Linked DNA regions of Mus musculus: region 1 is linked to region 2. A link is a loop called in an ENCODE intact Hi-C map of the cell type or tissue named here. Cell type or tissue: gastrocnemius. All regions are shown on one strand. Links, peaks and the distances in the headings refer to the core of each region. The heading gives the core; the rest is flanking DNA. Region 1 has its middle 25 kb from the start of Gm34371. Region 2 overlaps Gm34155 (a long non-coding RNA gene).

Region 1 (9,521 bases), core at 407-8,406, 1.2 Mb before region 2:
TGTTTGTTTTTTGAGACAGGGTTTCTCTGTGTAGCCCTGGCTGTCCTGGAACTCACTCTGTAGACCAGGCTGGCCTGTCTCTGCCTCCCAAGTGCTAGGATTAAAGATGTGTGCCACCACGCCCGTTTGGGTAGATGAAATCTTAATTGAGAAAATGCCTCCAAAAGACTGACATACAGGTAAGCCAGTGGGATAGTATCTCCATTAATGATTGATGTTGCCTGGACCAGCCTGGGAGTGGAGGATGGGAGTGATGCCACCCCTGGGCAGGTGGTCCTGAATTGTACAGGAAAGCAAGCTAACAAAACCATGGAGAACAAGCTAGTAAGCAGTGGTCCTCCATGGCTTCTTCTGCCTCAGTTCCTGCCTTGAGTCCCTGCTCTAACTTCTGTACGTGAAGTCGTGTGGCCTAAGCGCCATCAGCTGAAACAAGTCCTCCCTCCCAAGTTTCTTTCGGTTAAGGTATCGATTGCTGCAATAGAAACCCTAACTAAGATACCAGTGTGAGCTGAAAGTGTGTAGCGGGAATCAATCTCTCTCTCTCTCTCTCTCTCTCTCTCTCTCTCTCTCTCTCTCTCTCTCTCTCTCTCTCTCTCTCTCTCTCTCTCTCTCTCTCTCTCTCTTGTCGAGACAGGGTTTCTCTGTGTAGCCCTGGCTGTCCTGGAACTCACTCTGTAGACCAGGCTGGCCTCAAACTCAGAAATCCACCTGCCTCTGCCTCCTAAGTGCTGGGATTAAAGGTGTGCACCACCACGCCCGGCTGAGGGACTCTCTTATAAGCAACACCTGTCAATAAAAAAGCCAAAGACCAATGAGCTGAGGCAGGAAATAGGAGGCGGGACACTGGGAGGAAGAGAGGATTCTGGGAATGAGTGAGAGAATAAAAGAGAGATGCTGGCGAGACACGAAGGAAGAAGCAAGCAGGACTAAGGAGAGGTAACTAACCAAGTGGTAGACATTGAATAGTTTGAGTTGGTTAAATACGTTATGAGCTAGTCAGAGGACGAGCCAAAGCTTATGGGCTAGGTATTCAATAATAACTAATTAGTCTTAAAGTCATCATTCCAGTAGCCGGGGATAGGAAAGGAAAATTTAGAATTTAATTTTTTTTCACAAAAATATGCTTCCAAATACTTGTAATACAGTGAACTCAGTGAACATCATAGGGAAGCCTATACTGCACAAAATGTAATCAGGACACTTGCATTAGCCTAAACTCTGGAAACCATCCAATGTAAGCCTGCCTTACAGTCAACTATTGAGCATCTCATTGCAAATTATCAACTATTTAGAGTGAAGAAGACAGCAGCTTTTCCAGGTCTGCTTCACGACAGACAGCTGGGTTACCCTCAGTGTAGCCATCTGTATTTTGAAGCAAGGCCCTGGTACTATTTTTTCCCTCTACACATTTGAATGTGTGTTTCAGGGAGAAGACTGCAATGTTACCACCATATCACAGAAACCTCCTAACTAAAGGAGAATCTAGTCAGTTCCTCTGTTCTCCCCATGTTCCTTTGCCTTGGTACAGGTTGGGTTAATGCAGGGTCTGACCAGGTCTCTGGACTGAAGAGCTAATATAGTTTTTAACTCACCCACACTTCCTTCCTTCCTTCCTTCCTTCCTTCCTTCCTTCCTTCCTTCCTTCCTCCCTCCCTCCCTCCCTCCCTCCCTCCCTCCCTCCCTCCTTTCTTCCTCCCTTTCTCTGTCATCCACCTGAGGACCAGGCTGTCCTCGTCCCGTGTCACATCCTACAGTTTGGGTTTGCTGATGTCCTTCTGTGAATTTGGGAGTGGACAAGGTTCCAGCTTGAGTTTTTGGGGACCCCAGTCTCTTATGTGTTGGTCGACAACACTCTCAGGCCAGAGGCACTTAAAAGGTGTCCTTAGGGTCAAAGAATGTTAAGAAAATTAGTGGATTAAGTCATTGAGTTTAAACTGCCTAGTAAGTATTTATATTCTGAACATTTATTGGCCTTTTGAAAACTCACATATCTAAATCAAATGAAACAATATTTCTATTGCATTCTTTTAATTTTTTCTTTACCTAAAATGCTCAGGCTTACTTATTTTGCATGAGTATATGTGTATATGAATGTGCATGTGCTGTACACACATGTGGAGGGCAGAAAACAATTCATGGAAACTGATTTTCTATCGTGAGTCCTGGCGAATGAACTCAAGTCCTCAGGCTTGGTGGCAAGCTCCTTTTGCCCGTGGAGCCCTCCCACAGGCCCTTCATTGTATTCTTAAATAATCACGATTACTAGCAGACACTAAATGGCTTCTTGCATTTTGTAATAAAGTTGAAAACTACCACCCACATTTCTTCTTTCATCTGCGTTTTACAAGTCATCAGGGCCTAGACTGAAGCCTACCTCTGTTTCAGATGCACAGTTAGTGGCATTAGGATTGCTTTGTCTCCTGAGCAAGCCTCACCACCATCCATCACTGGAGCTTTAGCAAAGTTCCAGATTGACATTTTACACATTAAATAGAGACTCCCTGTTTCCCAGAGCTTGACTGTCCTGGGAAATCACCATTTCTATTGTTCTTTTTTAGTCTAAAAATTTGATGTTCTCACTACCTCATGCAAAAATCATCTCTCTGTCTCTGTCTGTCTGTCTGTCTGTCTGTCTCTGTCTATGTCTCTCTCTCTTTCTTTTTTTCTACTTGGAGTCACCGTTAGGTCAGGTTGTAGCATGAGTTAATTCTTCATTACTTCTTAAGGCTTAACAGCAGTCTGTTTGTATGAACTTACCACAGTTTGTGTATCCATTCAGCTATTAATGAGGGAGTCTGGGCTGTTTCTACTACATGGTTGCTTCGAGTCACAAGCATCTGTCTGGGTTCCTGTGCATAGCTTTTTCTGGTATGTAAGAAGTACTTCAATACCCCTAATCTAGGAACCCCAACTCTACAGACAATAGGACATTGTTGAAAGGCATGTCACTTGATCAGAGCTCATGGTTTGGGCAGCACTGGGCAGGTGCTTTTCCTTCAATAGCTTCTGCTATGCAGCCCCGTGAGCCCCTGGCTGGCCACAGTCACAGTGCACCTGGGACCACATGGTCAGATTTAAAAATCTCTGACTTGGTGAGAGATGGGGACCTAGGACATTGTGGCTGTCCATAAGGTACATGAAGTATCTGAGGCACCAAAAAGGATGGAGGGACTGGGTTGAAAGGGACTGTGGAGGCAGCTGATGAAGTCAGGGCTTTGTTGCCAGGGAGGTCCTCTCAAGGGGATTAATGTCTGTTATTGACAGGCAAGTATAATGTGGTAGCTTGTTGGGACCAAAAAAGGGGGCCTGGGGGGGGCCCTGGGGAAGGGGAGAAGCAGACCCATACCCCGCCAGAGTTTTACCTATTCTCTGGTCAGTCAGGCATGGGAGGGCTGCTATCTATCTTCCACTCATCCCTGGGTGAGCATCTAAGCCTCTGACCCACACTTCAGGGGGTAGCAAGGGGCAGCCGTACCTGGGATTCCCTGAGCTACTTTGCTAAAGCCACCAGGGTTATGGGAGAGAGGGATGAGGGAAGAGGTTCCCAACACTGGCGAGAATGAGTGCAGCGGATCTTGACTGGAGCACAGGAAGGCCTTGGGAGATTAGAAACGGCTCATTAGGAGAAAGCCTGTCTCATCCTCCAAGTGCAGTGGGCCTTGATGAGCAGAGACATTCTATGGTTTTAGAGCTTTATTATAGAAAGGCAGGGAGAAAGAGAAAAGGTAGAAGGGGGGAGGCTAGAGAGAAAGAGAGTAAGAGGGAGAAAGGAGAGGAGAGGAGAGGAGAGGAGAGGAGAGGAGAAGACAAAGAGAGAGGAGAGAGAGGGAGAGAGTGAGGGTTAAGAAGTAAGAGAGACAAGTAAGAGGTAAGAGAGCAAGCAGGGGCTGAACAGCTCCTTTTATGGTCTTTACTGTTGCTAGGTAACTGGGGAGGGGTTTAGCCTGAAGGTCAGAAGTTTGGGCCATTGTCTACTTGACTTCTAGCCATGCTTCTCTTGTGGGGACTGTGGGGGGTGGTAACTTAGGCAGGAGCCGGAGTTCCAGGAGCATGAGGGAACGCCTACTGTGTCATGAAGGTGAATTATCACCATTTTCGGGGTTCAGACCTCAGCTCAACTGGAGACCAGCCTGCAGTTCCCCACAGTAGCTGACATAGATGACATAGCAGCGGCCCACAATGCCAAGTGGACTGAGTGGGTGCTGTGTGTATCTTAAATCCTGGTGGTCATTCCAAGGTACGAGACAAACAGTGTTTATGGCAAATGAGCCCATTCCTGCTTCTAGTTGGTTTTCCTCTGGTTCTCCTGCCTAGAAAAGCCAGGAGAGACAAGTTGCATTTGTTGCCACCAGGGGCAGACTTCAGTCCTGCTTGGCTTCTGTGTAATACTCACGTGTACTAGATGGGAAGAGAGTTGGTGAAAATAGCAAATAATCTGTCTAACTTCCAAAGGATGATTGAAATTGCCTTCATGGCACCAGGCTGATGTTCTCTGGTTCCAAGAACTGGGTAGGGTTGCCACTTGCTTCTGTTGCCATGGTCAAAAATGGTCATGTGACTGAGTAAGGAGAGAATCCTGGTGGTAATTCCCAGTGAATGATAAGATCAAGTCCCCGCTAGAGGAACATGGCTTCATCCCTTAACCAGGTTTTGAATTCAGCACTGTTTTCTGTGGTGTTGTGAGGCTTCTGCCTCCAAGGGGACGGACCTAGTGGTCAGTCATGGGGACGTGCACTCGGACCCCAGCTGGTGAATGGAGTATACTGATGTCTTTGTGACCTCTCTCACTTTGATGTTGAGTTTAGTGAAGCCTTTCTCAAGCAGCAAAGGCATTTCAAAGCTTCAGGAACCATTAGGTAATATCCTAAACCTGGAATTCATGGCCAGCATCTGCCTGTAAGCTATAGAAAAATCAGAAGATATATTCAGATGAATAGCACAGATCCCGTAGGTGGCAGTCAATGACGTGGCTTTCCCTCACAGTGCCAAGCTTGCTCGTCCCTCCTGGTATGAAGTGACCAAGAGCCCAGCCCAGGCTAATTGTGTTTATTTTAGAGCCAAACACATCCCTACTTCATCATGCCACAAAGAGAGGCATTGAGGTTGGATCATTCCACTAATATTTACAGAGCACCTCCTAGGAGCCGGAACATTGTTCTGCTCTCTGCCTGCACCAGGAGGACAAATAGATATTGTTCCTGCTCAGATGGGGCCTATAGTGAGTGAGAGAGAGGCATAAAAGAGCAACAGCAAATAACCCCACACTAATAAATATGTGACTCAGAGTTGTGGCAAATGTCATGAGGCACAAACAGGGAGTGTAAAGGGAGAACAGAAAACGGCGAGCGAGTCTCTGAGGAAGGAGCTCTTGGGATGGGGCCTAACTGTAATGGGAGCTGGAGAGCTCTGAGAAGAGAAAGGCCCTGTTAAATCAGTACTGCTGGTTAGAGTGGCCCGAGAAGCCAGAAGGAGCAGTGCAGCCTGTGCCTTGCGGGGCTCCATAGGCCTCACACAGATTTAGATTTCCTCAGCCATGTAATGGAAGCCCCAAAGGGGCAAAAAGCTGGGCAGTGGCATAGTTCCAAGGGGAAAGAGGTCATTCTGGTAGGGTTAGGCCAGAATGGTGAAGGACATATTGGCCCTATGTGGTGATGGGGGGGGGGCAGGGAAGAGGCTATGAATGGAGGGGTGAGATTGAGAGGGTCTGGACAGGAGAAAAAACAACTAGAGAAGGCATTGCCTAGGCTGCATCCACACAGTGATCCCAGCAGGTTCCAGTGGCTGACAGGACACCAGGGACCAGGGCTAGGCATCGTCTTTCCCAGGCCTGTTATGATATAGCCCTACCAACGAGGTGGCACAGATCATCCTAGAAACCACAGATCTAAGGGCCAGATGTGGCAGCATCGCTCCAATATCCACCTCCATCTTCTTTAGGATTTCATGGTGAGGCCTTGACTGTCCTGGAACCTGCTCTGTAGATCAGGCTAGCCTTGAACTCATACAAAAAGATCTGTCTGAGTCTGCCTCCTGAGTGCAGGGATTAAAGCCCTGAGACCCAGTCTTCTTTCAGTATTCTCTGGCTCTGAGTCTTCACTGTGGTGAAGGGCACCTCTCTCCCCATGGTGTGACTCTATATTAACCAATTTTATCTGTAATGACATTGTTTCCAAGTAATATCCCTCTGAGGTTCTGTGGGATACGGCTCTAATAGACTTGGTTCAACTCAATCCACACTTGGACAGCTGTGTTGACCTTCGGCTCAAGGCCAGCTCTGAGTTCACAAAGAAGGGCCAGTGTAGATATGGAAGGGAAGCAAAGCCATCCCCTAGGGAAGCAAGAGGAGCGGCTAACCTCAGACTCCTGGTCCCACAGTGGCCATGAAACTTGCACAGGAAACAGAAAGGGAGTATGACTCAAAACCTGCTTTCTGAAAACCACAGTTTCTAGTCTGACACACACAGAGTACGCTAGATAGTTTTATGTAAACTTGACCCAAGCTAGAGTCATCTGAGGGAAGGGAACCTTAATTTAAAAAAAAAAAATGCCTCTGTAAGATTAGGCTATAGGAAAGCCTGTAGGGCATTTTCTTCATGATTGACATGGGAGGGCCCAACCCATTGTGGGCGGTGCTAACACTGGGGTAGTAGTACCAGGTTCTATAAGCAAGCAGGCTGAGCAAGCCATGAGGAGCAAGCCAGTGGGCAGTATCCCTCCATGGGATCTTCATCAGCTTTTGCCTGCAGATTCCAGCCCTGCTTGAGTTCCTGTCCTGACTTCCTTCAATGATGATGTGATGTGGGAAAGTAAGACAAATAAGCCCTTTCCTCTCCAACTTGCCTTTGGTCATGGCTTTTGGTTCAGCACAGCAGCAGAACCTTTAACTAAGATGCTGAGACTTAAACATTCTGGACTTCAGAGGATGAATATGTGTCAGTATCTAGTCATAATTGATGAGGAAGGGAAACTCAGGTTCTTCGTATTTTAAAAACTGTAGTCCTGTTGTAAAGCAAATGCTGCTTTTCTAATGAGAAGAACCAACACTTTCTAGGTTATCCGTAGGGTAGACGACTTCATTTATGGGTGGCACCCACTAGCACTGCCTGATTTTAGAAGATAATGAAGGACAATCATAGCCTAAAGCTGAGAATCAAAATGCACAGGGGACTGGACATGGACAAGCCAGGGCAAGTATCCATGATGGCAGCTTCTTGGCAGGATCAATCTCTTCTCTTCCCTTCCTCTTCCTCCTGTGCCATCCATCCATCCATCCATCCATCCATCCATCCATCCATCTTGCAGAGGTCAGAAGACAACCTCTGCTGTTCTGTTTCTCAAGTGCTCTCAAGTTGCCATTTTTCTCCAGACAGGGTACCTCACTGGAACTCACCAAGTAGCCCTTAGGGATCTATCCCACTCCACCTCCCCAGCTCTGGGATTGCAAGTGTGTACCACCATAGAGGGTGATCTTCAAAGTACCTTCTGAGGACTGAACTCTGGTCTTCATATTTTCAAGCCAAGGGGTTTACTCATTTGACCACCGCCCCAGCCCTGTAATCACCTTTACAGTTGCAGGACTTTTGCTATGGTTGTGTCTGACACCAAGGAGAAAGGCTCAGGAGCTAGCTATCAGCCCTGTGTTTGGCTGCTATTCTGGACCAAGCCTTAGTCTGAGCCTCATGCTAAGCACTGGGACATGGAAATGTGGGGTCACCCAAGTGACATAGCAGAGCTAGAATTTTTTTTTTTCTTTCTTTAAACTTTGCCTTCAGTGTGGTCTGTCTGTCTGTTATAGGAAGCCTGACTGGTTTACCAGTCACATTTATGAGGCACAGTGGCTAACTAGACTATGGAATGAAGCCAGGAATTAGCCTGGGGCAGGAGAATGAGACAAGTGTCCAGGTTTTGTGAGATTTCTGGGGACTTTGAGATCTTTATCTGAAATCATCAGGAACACTTGGAGCTTGTTCAGAAACCATCTCCTGCTGTGGGTGGGATATTTTGATTTTGGAAAGTACCCACTAGTAATTTTATTATGTACCCCATTTTTTTTTTTAATTTTGACTGTCCACTTGTTCCCCTCTTTCACGTTCATAGGTTCAGAGCACCCAACAGTTGCTTTGGAGAGAACGTAAGATGGAAATTACTTGAAATAAAGAATTCATGAGGTGAGTTGTGTGTATGTGTGTGTGTCTGTCTGTGTCTGTCTCTGTGTGTGTATATTCCATGGTCCTAGCCAAACTTGGGGGCAGAGAGATTAATGGTAAAAATGAAAAACTGTCTGAGATTACCTGTCTCACAAATCACATGACACGTGTCCAATGCTAACATGCAAATGGTGAGCCTTGAACATGTTGGAACTTACAGCCTCTTGTCGAAGTGGAAGCAGCATCCTAGCCAGCTGAGCTATCTCCTTCTGAATTTGTCCCCGGATGGATGGGGCAAGGTTCAGAATTTCCAAGGTTCTTATCTTTTGAGTGGAGCTGACGGTGGCCAGTAGTCAAAACCCCACATTCTACTCCAAGAAACACAGAGCCATTTATGTACAGAACTAAACTCCCCAAATTGTGCTAAATCATGTGATTTAAATACTGCTCTATCTAGGGATGAAGACTAAGGCAATGTGCAGTCCCATTAATAATGAATGGTTTGCCGGATTCTAATCCTGTTAAGCACACAGTTGCCCTGCAAATGTATTCGTGATGATGTGTATTTGTGAATTAAGCCCTTGGTGCGTCAGGTTTATGAGCCTAATTGTCTATTCAAAAGGCCATCACTTCATCGCCTCATGAAAATTAAAGAGGTCCCTTTTGTGGGAGCCTTGTGTTAATCCTCACAGTGATATTTCCCTTTCTTTTCCATTTCCTCTTTATTGAGCGTTATTATAATTTAAATGCAACTGAAGCAAATCCTGCCATTATACTGAAATTGATTATTAAAATAACACTGATAATTATACTCAGGTACTAGAAAATAACACATATGCAGTGCTGGCAGAGAGATTAAACACACCCTTCCTCCGGAAGAGACGCAGGCCACTAAAAATAGGAGAATGGGCCAATATATCTCTGAAATGGGCTGAAGATTTAGTGGCTGTTCTACCTCATGGAAGTCTGAGTGATTTCACCTAAAACCATCATCCGAGTCAATGTGTGATGACATGGCGTGAACAGCTTATTTGAGAATGTCTTAGTACTAGGCTCGAAGGGGACTTTTCTTTATCCATTTTTTTTTTGAATTAAAAAAAATCTTTTCAGATGAAAAAATATTATATACAGTGCCTGGTCTCTATTGTCAAATAGCACTCAGGGGAAAATTTTTAGTGAAATTCTGTTTTGAACACCAAAAGAATTTGTCTGTTTTTATTTTTTTTTTAAGCCAAAAAAAAAAAAATCCTTTCTTTTAGAATGTGTTTAGAAAATTCAAAGGTGTCTTTGTCTTTAAACTTCAACCGACTCAGGACTTGTGACTGCTCTGTTTGAAGAATTTTCTTTTGAAAAGCAAAGTTTGGGGGGTGGGGG
Region 2 (9,521 bases), core at 882-8,881:
AGTAAATAAAAAGGAGGGAGCTTAAACACCAGCATGGATTGCTCCCTGCTACTTGACTGCAGATACCATGAGACTAGCAACCTCAGTTGCTACTCTACACTTCTTGCTATAAAGATGAGCTGTCTCCTCAAACTGAGAGACAAAGCAAACCCTTCCTTCCTCAAGTTGTGTTCCTGGTGTATTTTGTCACAACAAGAAAAGTACCTAACACACATCCTCAACAGAACTGCCCTTCCATTCTTGTATGAATGGATGTCGTTGTGTTGTTGATGTTACTGACTGGTAAGACAACAGAAGTCAAACACATTTCTTCCGGAAGGTTCCATGGTGGCACTAGGAAAGGGTTGCAATTAACAAACGGGGTATTCAATTGGTGTAAGAGCAGCCCAGATGAAGCATGGCAAGTTATAACTCAGGGTTATTGGCAGGGAAGTAGACATAATAGAATAACAGCAAAAAGGGTTGGTATCTGCCTAGCTCTTGTACTTTAAAGGCTTATTATAAGCATCAAGGTTTGTGTCTTTTATCTGGGGACTGATTGATCAAAGGCAGGGTAAAACCCCCAATTGAGATTAAATATTTACTACAACACTGGGCTACTTTATGCTTTAGCTGCAACCCCACACCTGGATCTGCTTTGACAAGAGGCCTTAATGTTGGGGGTCTGATTCTTCATCTGTAAGATGCTAATAGCACTGGCTTTCCTCAAAGGCCACCTCCTCCTATTGCACTCATGAAAGCCCCCACTCCCTTCCGTGATTGTGCGTTTGCCCCTGTGTCTCCCCATGGATGGACCTGTGCCACATCATGTCACTGTGCTTCTCCTTCATTACATCCTGCATGTTTCTCCAGAGACTTCATCACAAGCAGTGACTGAGGACTGACGGACAGAGGACTGACGGACAGCTGTATAATACGAATTGATGCCCACTGGTGGATGCCTGTCCCCACAGTGTTCTGAAAGCCTTGTACAGGGAGTGCCCACAGCTGCTCTGTTCAGCTTAGCACAGAACACAGGTCACTAAACTCCTGGTAAATAGTGGAAAGAATTGCAGAGCTCTGAACAAATTTACTAAAACTTTCTCAGTTTCCCTTTGTTCAACTGTAAAACGGTGGTAATAACAGTACGGGACTGCAAAGTCTTTGTAGTATCTGCTATTTAAAGCACTGAGCAGGGCAGGCACTTGGTACATGGTAGTTATCCATGCTGATATTTCCTACAACATACTATAGGCTTCAGGAATTTATCCCTATTTTCAAATAGCTCATCATCCCACAAAAAGAAGAGGAAGGGGAAGAGGAAGAGGATATCCACATAGGCTGTTAGAACTCTTCAAGGTAAGGCATAGTAAATTAGCCCACAAGACCCCTGGCCTAAGGCAAAAACAGAAGCAGCTAATATTCAGGTCATCTTTTGTCTTATATCTCCCCAGGAACTCTGAGGAGCCCCATAGTCTCAGCCACAAGCAGGGCATCTCAGAGAGGATTAACTAAACCTTACCTCTTTGGTGTCCACTTCCTAGACTCTACCTGGGAGAAGCCATGTCTTTCTCTTTCCATGCCCTTTAAGATGGTGGTGGTGGTGGTGGTGGTGGTGGTGGTGGTGGTGGTGGTGGTGTGTGGGTGGGTATACCTGTACATTCCTACAAAGAAATTAAAGCTCTTTGAAGGCAAAGGTTGTCTATAGAATCAGTTGTTTACCATTCTGTTGGCTTGCCTCATTTAACTGATATACGTATTCAGAGGACCCGAGCCATGGGCCTCCTAAAGACCCTGTGTATGCCTACCAAAGACAAAAGAGTGATGGGGTCAAAGGCAAGTGGATCTGAGAGCTGGAGGCTATTGTAGTCTGCATAGTGAGTTCAGCTGCATCAGTGAGTGAAGGAATAAGTGAATGTGTGAGTGAATAAATGAATGAATGAATGAATGAATGAATAGGACATGAGATCTCATAAAAATGGCAGACTGAGTAGGATCAGCAAGAACAAGCGGACTGCAAGTAGAGGCAGTACATGAATCTAGAACATCCTCATATTCAGAATGTTTCTAAATAGATCAAAGAAAGTGGAGCCTCCCAAGAGGCACCTCACGGCTCTGTACTCCTCAGCTTCCTTGTATTGTACCTACAGCCTCCACCCCAGAGCTGCTTTGATATGAGGTCTTTAAACGTTGGGGGGAAATGTCTTAACTGCTGTCTGAGTCTTCTTCCGTAAAATAGAGCTAGTGGCACTGACCTTCTTCATAGAGCTATTGTGTAGGATAATTAATTAATGATTGCAGAAGCCATTGAAAGTGTGACATAAATGCTAAGCATTATTTCCATACAGTCTCTGCTGACTGTTCCCAACACACTCAGATCTCAGTGCCTTTGATCTGTGGCAGTCCCCTGAAATGGAGCAAATGCTGCTTTTGTGTCGTCAGGTAAATGCATAATGAATGGGCTTCATTGTTAAAGGTTACTTAACGGTATCACTTTTTTTTTTTAAATGGGCACAGAACTATATAAGCTCATAGTTACTGTGTCAGAGGGAGAGAAATGAGACAGCTAAGGCCACCAGGACATTGAGACCCAAGCCATGGCCCTCAGAAAGACCTTGTATATGCATACCAGGAAAGAGACAAAGAGTGATGGGGTCAAAGGCAGGTGACTTTCTGTGAGTTTGAGGCTAGTGTGGTCTACACAGTGAATTGCAGGCCAGCCATGGCTTCATAGTGAGATCCTGTCTTTGATGATGACAATGATGGTGATGATGATGGTGACAATGACAATAAAGGAATAACAAAGAAAAAAACAGATGGGGAGCTGAACAGAGTCAATGGTAGAAAGAAGCAGGCTGTAGCCCACATAGGCTCCTGCAGTCAGATTTCTGTATATTGTACAAGAAATGGTGTGTGAACTCGGGAGTGGGAACTGTGTCACCATTCTCTACCTCAAGCCTCTGGGTTTCCTCCTTTGTGCTCAGCGGTTCTTCCATGGGGAAGATTGTGTTTGTCTTCTCACATCGTCTCTGCTGAAGATAGAGGAGGACAGGGCTGAAGTTGCAAAGCTTTTACTCTCCCCAGAGTCTCCTCCTGAGTTGTCTTCACAGATAGATAGGTAGGTAGATAGATGATAGATAACAGGCATACAAATGATAGGTAGATAGATAGATAGATAGATAGATAGATAGATAGATAGACAGACAGACACATAGATAACAGATATACAAATGATACATACATACATAGATAGATAGATAGATAGATAGATAGATAGATAGACAGACAGACACATAGATAACAGATATACAAATGATACATAGATAGATAGATAGATAGATAGATAGATAGATAGACAGACAGACACATAGATAACAGATATACAAATGATACATACATACATAGATAGATAGATAGATAGATAGATAGATAGATAGATAGATAGACAGACAGACACATAGATAACAGATATACAAATGATACATAGATAGATAGATAGATAGATAGATAGATAGATAGATAGACAGACAGACACATAGATAACAGATATACAAATGATACATACATAGATAGATAGATAGATAGATAGATAGATAGATAGATAGACAGACAGACACATAGATAACAGATATACAAATGATACATAGATAGATAGATAGATAGATAGATAGATAGATAGACAGACAGATAACAGATATACAAATGATACATAGATAGGTAGATAGATAGATAGATAGATAGATAGACACATAGATAACAGATATACAAATGATACATAGATAGATAGATAGATAGATAGATAGATAGATAGATAGATAGATAGATAGATCCATCAATAGATACATAAAATGGCCCCATCTCAGTGCCAGGGAGAACTTTAATCCCACCTCTCACCCCAAAATTCCAAACAAAAGATTGATGCCCAGGTGAAAACCACTTCAAAGAAAAGAAAAGGGCTCAAAAACTATAGATTGCTTTATTTGATTGAATAGCAAAAAAGAAAAAAAGAAAAGTACAATCAAAAAAGTACAAAAGAAAATGGAAAAGTACAATCCTCTTAAATGGTCCCTTCTAGTTTAGACTAAATAAGTAAATAACTAAGTAAACAAACAAACAAACTGCGATCTGGAGAAAGGTCAAGCAGCTAAGCCATCCGGTTCTTACCAAGGTGCCAGCACATAGGAGGAAAGGTCTCCTAACAAAAAGAGCTGAGGAAACTGGATACCCACACATGCTCTGCCTCTGACCCAACAGAAAAATCAACCCAAAAATATGTTAATGACATTAGCATAAGACCTGAAGCCTTAGGATTGCTACACACATGAAACATTTCCAGACTCACATGTAAGTAGTGGCCTTCTTGATGGGATTATAGACGCTCAGAAGGTAACAAAAGGAGATGACCAATCAGGTTGCATCAAATAATGGACGTCTGTATGGCCAGGGCAGCAATCAACGGTGAGAAAACTATAGACAGAGAAGAAAATCTTTGCCAGATGTTCACGAATATTCTAGAACACACGAAGAACTCAAAAAATTAAACACACACAAAAAAATGTAATCTGTTCAACAAATGAGCAAATGGACCTAACCTACAGGTCTCAAAAATATATAAGTAAGTGGTCAACAAAGGTGTTAAATTGTCCAACGCTGTTAGCCAGCAGGGAGCAGCCAATCACCACTATCTGGTTTCCACCTCATCCCAATCAGATTGGCAGCCATCACAAAGTTAACAACAGATGCTAGCATGGCGTTGGAAAAAGGAAGTCTTATGCACAGCTGGTGAGAACGTAAATTACCACAGCCAATATGAAATCAACATGAAGGGGTTCCCTTAACAACTAAAACTACATCGCCCATAGGACCCAGCCTTACCACTTCTGTGTGTCTACCCCCGCCCCAAAGAATCAACTTATTATAGCAATATCGACAGATGCATATTTGCCACAGCACTATTCATAACTGGAAAATTACAGAATCCACACAGGTATCCTTTGACAGACAGAGGATAAAGAAATGGAGTTGGTTACCAGAGGGAAGACTTAGTGGGTGGAATTGTTTGCCATGGAGCCTGATAACCTGAATCCAGTGAGACCCTTGGACCCAAAAGTTGTAGTGAGGAGACCACTTTCTCTGACCTCTACATCTTCACAGTGATGTGTTTTCGCACTCACAAATAAATAAACATAATCTTTATTTAAGAAATTCTTTTCTCCATTCATATAGAACAACGGATCTATGTTGTTTGCAAGAAAATGGATGGAACTGAACGTTGCAATGTTAAATGATATAACCTAATCCTGAGATGGAAGTAAAAGGGTGTAAAAGGGAAAGAGAGGGTGGGGAGGGAGGATAAAACTCAAGAGGATGCACATAATAAAAGCACATTAAATGCACGTGTGGGCATGTCACAGCAAAACTTATTTTTCAATTAATATATGCTAAAAACAAAAGAAGAAAACAGTCTATTTGTGTTTGGATTTTAGAAATATAGCCTATATTTTGTAATCCTCCGGGCTAAATCTTTGATTGTTAGAACTAATCTTTAAATCATATTATTTTTTTAAAACCTACATAGATTTACGATGTACTCCTCTCCATATATTCTGTTAAATAATACCCAAACACAGCTGTCATATATAACCCTCTACGTTTCACTGCCTTGACGACAGGGATTTTATTTCTGTTAGTTGGCCTTGCCCTTTACTGTCATTCCCCTGTAATTGTGGTTTTCTGCCGACCTGCTTTTATTTCAGCTCCCTTTTGAAAATCTTCCTTGACTATGCTTAGTTAATTCAAAGTTTGGAACGGTTGGCGAATGGCGAATGGGACAAAAAAACCTTCCACGACGTGGGACAATATCGCCACCCAGTGGCTAAAATGGGCTTCCCTCTCTGCATCCTTCCAGATTTTTCCCTTCGGCTTTTCATATCATTTCTCTAAAGAACAGAAATGTCCTTAAAGAAGGTACCGCCCTGTCCCGGCACTTTGCAGAAAAGTAAACTACAGAAAGTAAACTACACTTGCCTTTGTAATCGGGCCCAAGATGCCACACTAAGACCAATATTCATGACACCTACGTTTTTGACAACAGCTGCTCCAAGCTGGAGGTGACCTTCAGGATTCACGTGCCCTCGGGAGATGGAAACTGAGGTACAGAAAAGGAAAATGACTTCTTGATGTCCATGAAGATGATTAAACAGAATTACAACTAACCTTCTTTCATGCTTCGCTTATAGTTTATTGTTAATTTTCCTATTAGGCTAATTCCATTTTAAAGGTTTTATTCCCACCCCACCTCCAACAGTATTCCAGGTTTTAAGAGGTGGGGGACCACAGTAAATGAACATAATCTAGGTATTTTAGATGCTTTTATTTGATAATAGTTTTTGTCCCCACATTGTCTTCGGTTCCCCTCTCCATCGTCTTCAAAGCCATCTCAAGAAAAAAGCAAGATCAATAATACTGAAGTGCCTTCATCGCGCTAAGTGATTCTGAGTTCCTAAACAAGCCGGATTCAAACAATATAGTAGAAGTGGTGCAGCTTTGCTGACACCACGGTCCCAGGATCCCCCAAGTTCATTTGCAACTGTGGTTCTAGGCAAACAACACCTCCCACCTCCCCACCCCCACCTATCACCCTCCCCACCCCCTCTACTCTCCCCACCCCCACCACCAACCTCCAACACTGTTTTACTGGACAGAGGTATGAGGAGCCTCCCCAGCTTCTGTTTGGATATTCTGGGGTGAATTGCTTTGTTGCTTTGTTTCAGTGCCTTTTCTAGCTGCTCTACATACTCTAACCCTTTAACCACATAGAAGCAGCCTTTGTTCCGGTGTCCAGCACCTGCACTGCCACTCACTGAAGCCCAAAACCTCAAGGAAGTAATAAATGAGCACCACCACGTCCACACACTCCCCGTGTGACTTTAAGAATACACATGACTGTATTGTAAAGGAGCTGTTTTGCCTCAGCATCCTCAGAGGCTGACTCTCCTTGGCAAATGGCAGGTTGAGCCAAAAGCATTATGAAGTAGGAATGTCAAGGCGTTTTCCTTTAACCAGCATTTCAGGACTCTGGGGAAGGTCCTAAGAAGTTACCCACAAGAATGTGTCTTTATAAACCATGCAAAGGTTTTTTTACTCAGCATCAGCTAAGACCACCATCTCATTCCAGGTTGTAGACTGTTGGAACTGAAGCCATTAGGAATCCGGCTGAGGGAGGAATTCACTACAAACATTCACTTTTACCAACATTTGGGAAGATGTCTTAGAGAACTTCAGCAAAATGACTTCGAAAGAATAGATTTGATTTGAATGGATATAGAGCACCCCCTTCCTGCTCTATTCTGTAATTTAAAGAACGGGGAGAAATTTTAAATAAAAAGTAATGGGGTAAGAAATAAAAATAAGCCGGGCGTGGTGACGCACGCCTTTAATCCCAGCACTCGGGAGGCAGAGGCAGGCAGATTTCTGAGTTCGAGGCCAGCCTGGTCTACAAAGTGAGCTCCAGGACAGCCAGGGCTATACAGAGAAACCCTGTCTCGAAAAAACAAAAACAAAAAAACCCCAAAAAAACAAGAAATAAAAATAATAGGGTAGATAATAAAAATCAATAGAAATTTCATCTAGATCAGTAAATTGCAACACAAATATTCATCCCTTAGAATCCAGGAGCCAACTTCATATATATATATAAATTATATATTATATTATATATCACACAGCTATATGATTATAATAAAATATATTATAAATATAATATCAATATCAAAACCTGAAAGAAATTTATCATAAAAAAATTTGGCTGTTATTTGGAGATGTTATATTGTGATTTTGCTATTGGATATTTATTATTTCATGTGATTTCTTGTCTTATTCCAAATAAATATTGGCTTTGACACTTAACCTAGTATTTGTAATTTTGAATTATCTTTCTTAAAGGAAACCTTAGTTGTATAAGTTCCCAGGCCATTTCTATCCAGGCTTCCTTAGACAGGGAAGGGGGTGTGTTAGGGCTTTCTCCTACAACAGGAAAAGAAGATTAACATGCCAGAAAAGAATATTATCATGAGACGCCCCCCATAGGCAGAGCATATGAGAGAGCGGACAATAAGTCACTCTATTTTATAGTAAAATTACATTAAGAGCATATACAATTTAACAGTTACCCAACTTCAACATTGTCTAGTGAGCTGAACTATAGAATCTTCACAAACTTTAAAAAAAGAAAAAGGGTGTCATACAAGTTACAAAGATGACCATTGTAAATGAAGAAAAACCACCAGGCCTCACAGGACAATGGGACATGGCCTAATTTTTAGGCTTACAGATTAATGATAAAAATAAGACACTGTTTTACAAAGCAGAGGTCACAACCTACTATTAAGCAGCAAAAAATTGAATATAATAAATAATAACAGCCATTTTATATTAAAGAAGTGATTAAAATAGAGTCATTTAGAAACTAGAGGGCATCACAACACAGACCATTTATGAGATTTTTCTCTGTAGGTGTGTGGGTCTGGGGCAGGAGCTGTGTGACTTTTGTGGAGGTTTGAATAGGAATGGCTCCCCCTGACTCCTATGTTTGAATGTTGGCCCATAGGGAGAAGCACTATTAGGAGGTGGTCTTCCTGAATGAAGTCACTTTGGGGTTGAACTTGGAGGTCTCCTAGCCTCAAGCTACACCCAGTGTGACACACAGTCCCCTTCTGCTGCCTGTGGATCAAGATGTAGAACTCTCAGCTCCTCCAACACCAAGTCTGCCTGAACACTACCATGCTTCTCTCCATAACGATGATGGACTGAACCTCTGAACTGTAGGCCAGCCCCAATTAAATGTTTTCCTTTATAAGAGTTGTGTGGTCATGGTGTCTCTTCACAGCAATGAAACCCTGAAACAAGGTTGTGTTGTACAGGGTGTCTTTTACTGTCTGAAGTATACATAGAAGAGACACAGGAGTGTCTTCAGATTAAAGCATGAGAAAGTAAAAATGACAAGAAAGTTTAAGAAAGCTCAGGTGGGCAATTTATAGGAGTTATTTATGAATATGTTGGAACTTGGGAGGCATTTTGCCTATAGAAATTCTAGGTTAAGCAGTGATTTAATTGTTGGATGGAACCACAAAAGCCTTTTAAATTCAAATAGAGTATAAATTGTGATGTGACAGAGATTGGGTACAATATGGTATGATTAATATAATATGACTGTCATGATGAAGTATAATGCGATATAAATGAGCTATCACAGAGCTCATAGCCCTAACCCAGTACTCTCCTTCCTCACCCTCACCACCTCAGATTCATGATTCCCACACAGAATTATTTGAGCGATTATCTAAAAACGACAAGGCCTCAGCCACAACACGTATATGCATTTCACAAACATTTGACGTTTTATAATGATAGTCTGAGGCTTCGTTATTTTGCATTGCCACTTGATTTGATAGGTTGTATTTGTAACCTTAAGCCATTCTGACAGATAAGAAGCGCTAACACTTCTTCATGATCTTCCCTTCAAAAAGAACAAGAAAGGTATT

The links. Peaks named below come from ENCODE experiments on the same cell type or tissue, not always from the same donor. Only the 100,000 strongest peaks of a DNase experiment are listed, where the experiment ranks them.
Region 1: it touches region 2 in a loop (3-fold over the local background); 3 of 42 quality-filtered maps call a loop at or near these places.

What each region holds. Positions count from the first base shown.
Region 1 is chr17:4,765,073-4,774,593 of GRCm38, reverse strand. No RefSeq gene overlaps it. Among named protein-coding and RNA genes, the nearest start is that of Gm34371, 25 kb to the left of the region's middle. In gastrocnemius, for the core only: a CTCF peak has its summit at 4,354; no DNase peak of the experiment used is centred there; H3K27ac peaks cover 339 bases.
Region 2 is chr17:3,567,398-3,576,918 of GRCm38, reverse strand. Gm34155 (a long non-coding RNA gene) reads right to left here. Exons shown (of 5, transcript XR_876342.2): 2 at 6,060-6,127; 3 at 4,322-4,446; 4 at 2,931-3,011. Among named protein-coding and RNA genes, the nearest start is that of Gm34155, 9.6 kb to the right of the region's middle. In gastrocnemius, for the core only: a CTCF peak has its summit at 5,857 (motif pointing left); a DNase peak (open chromatin) is centred at 5,849; H3K4me3 peaks cover 510 bases.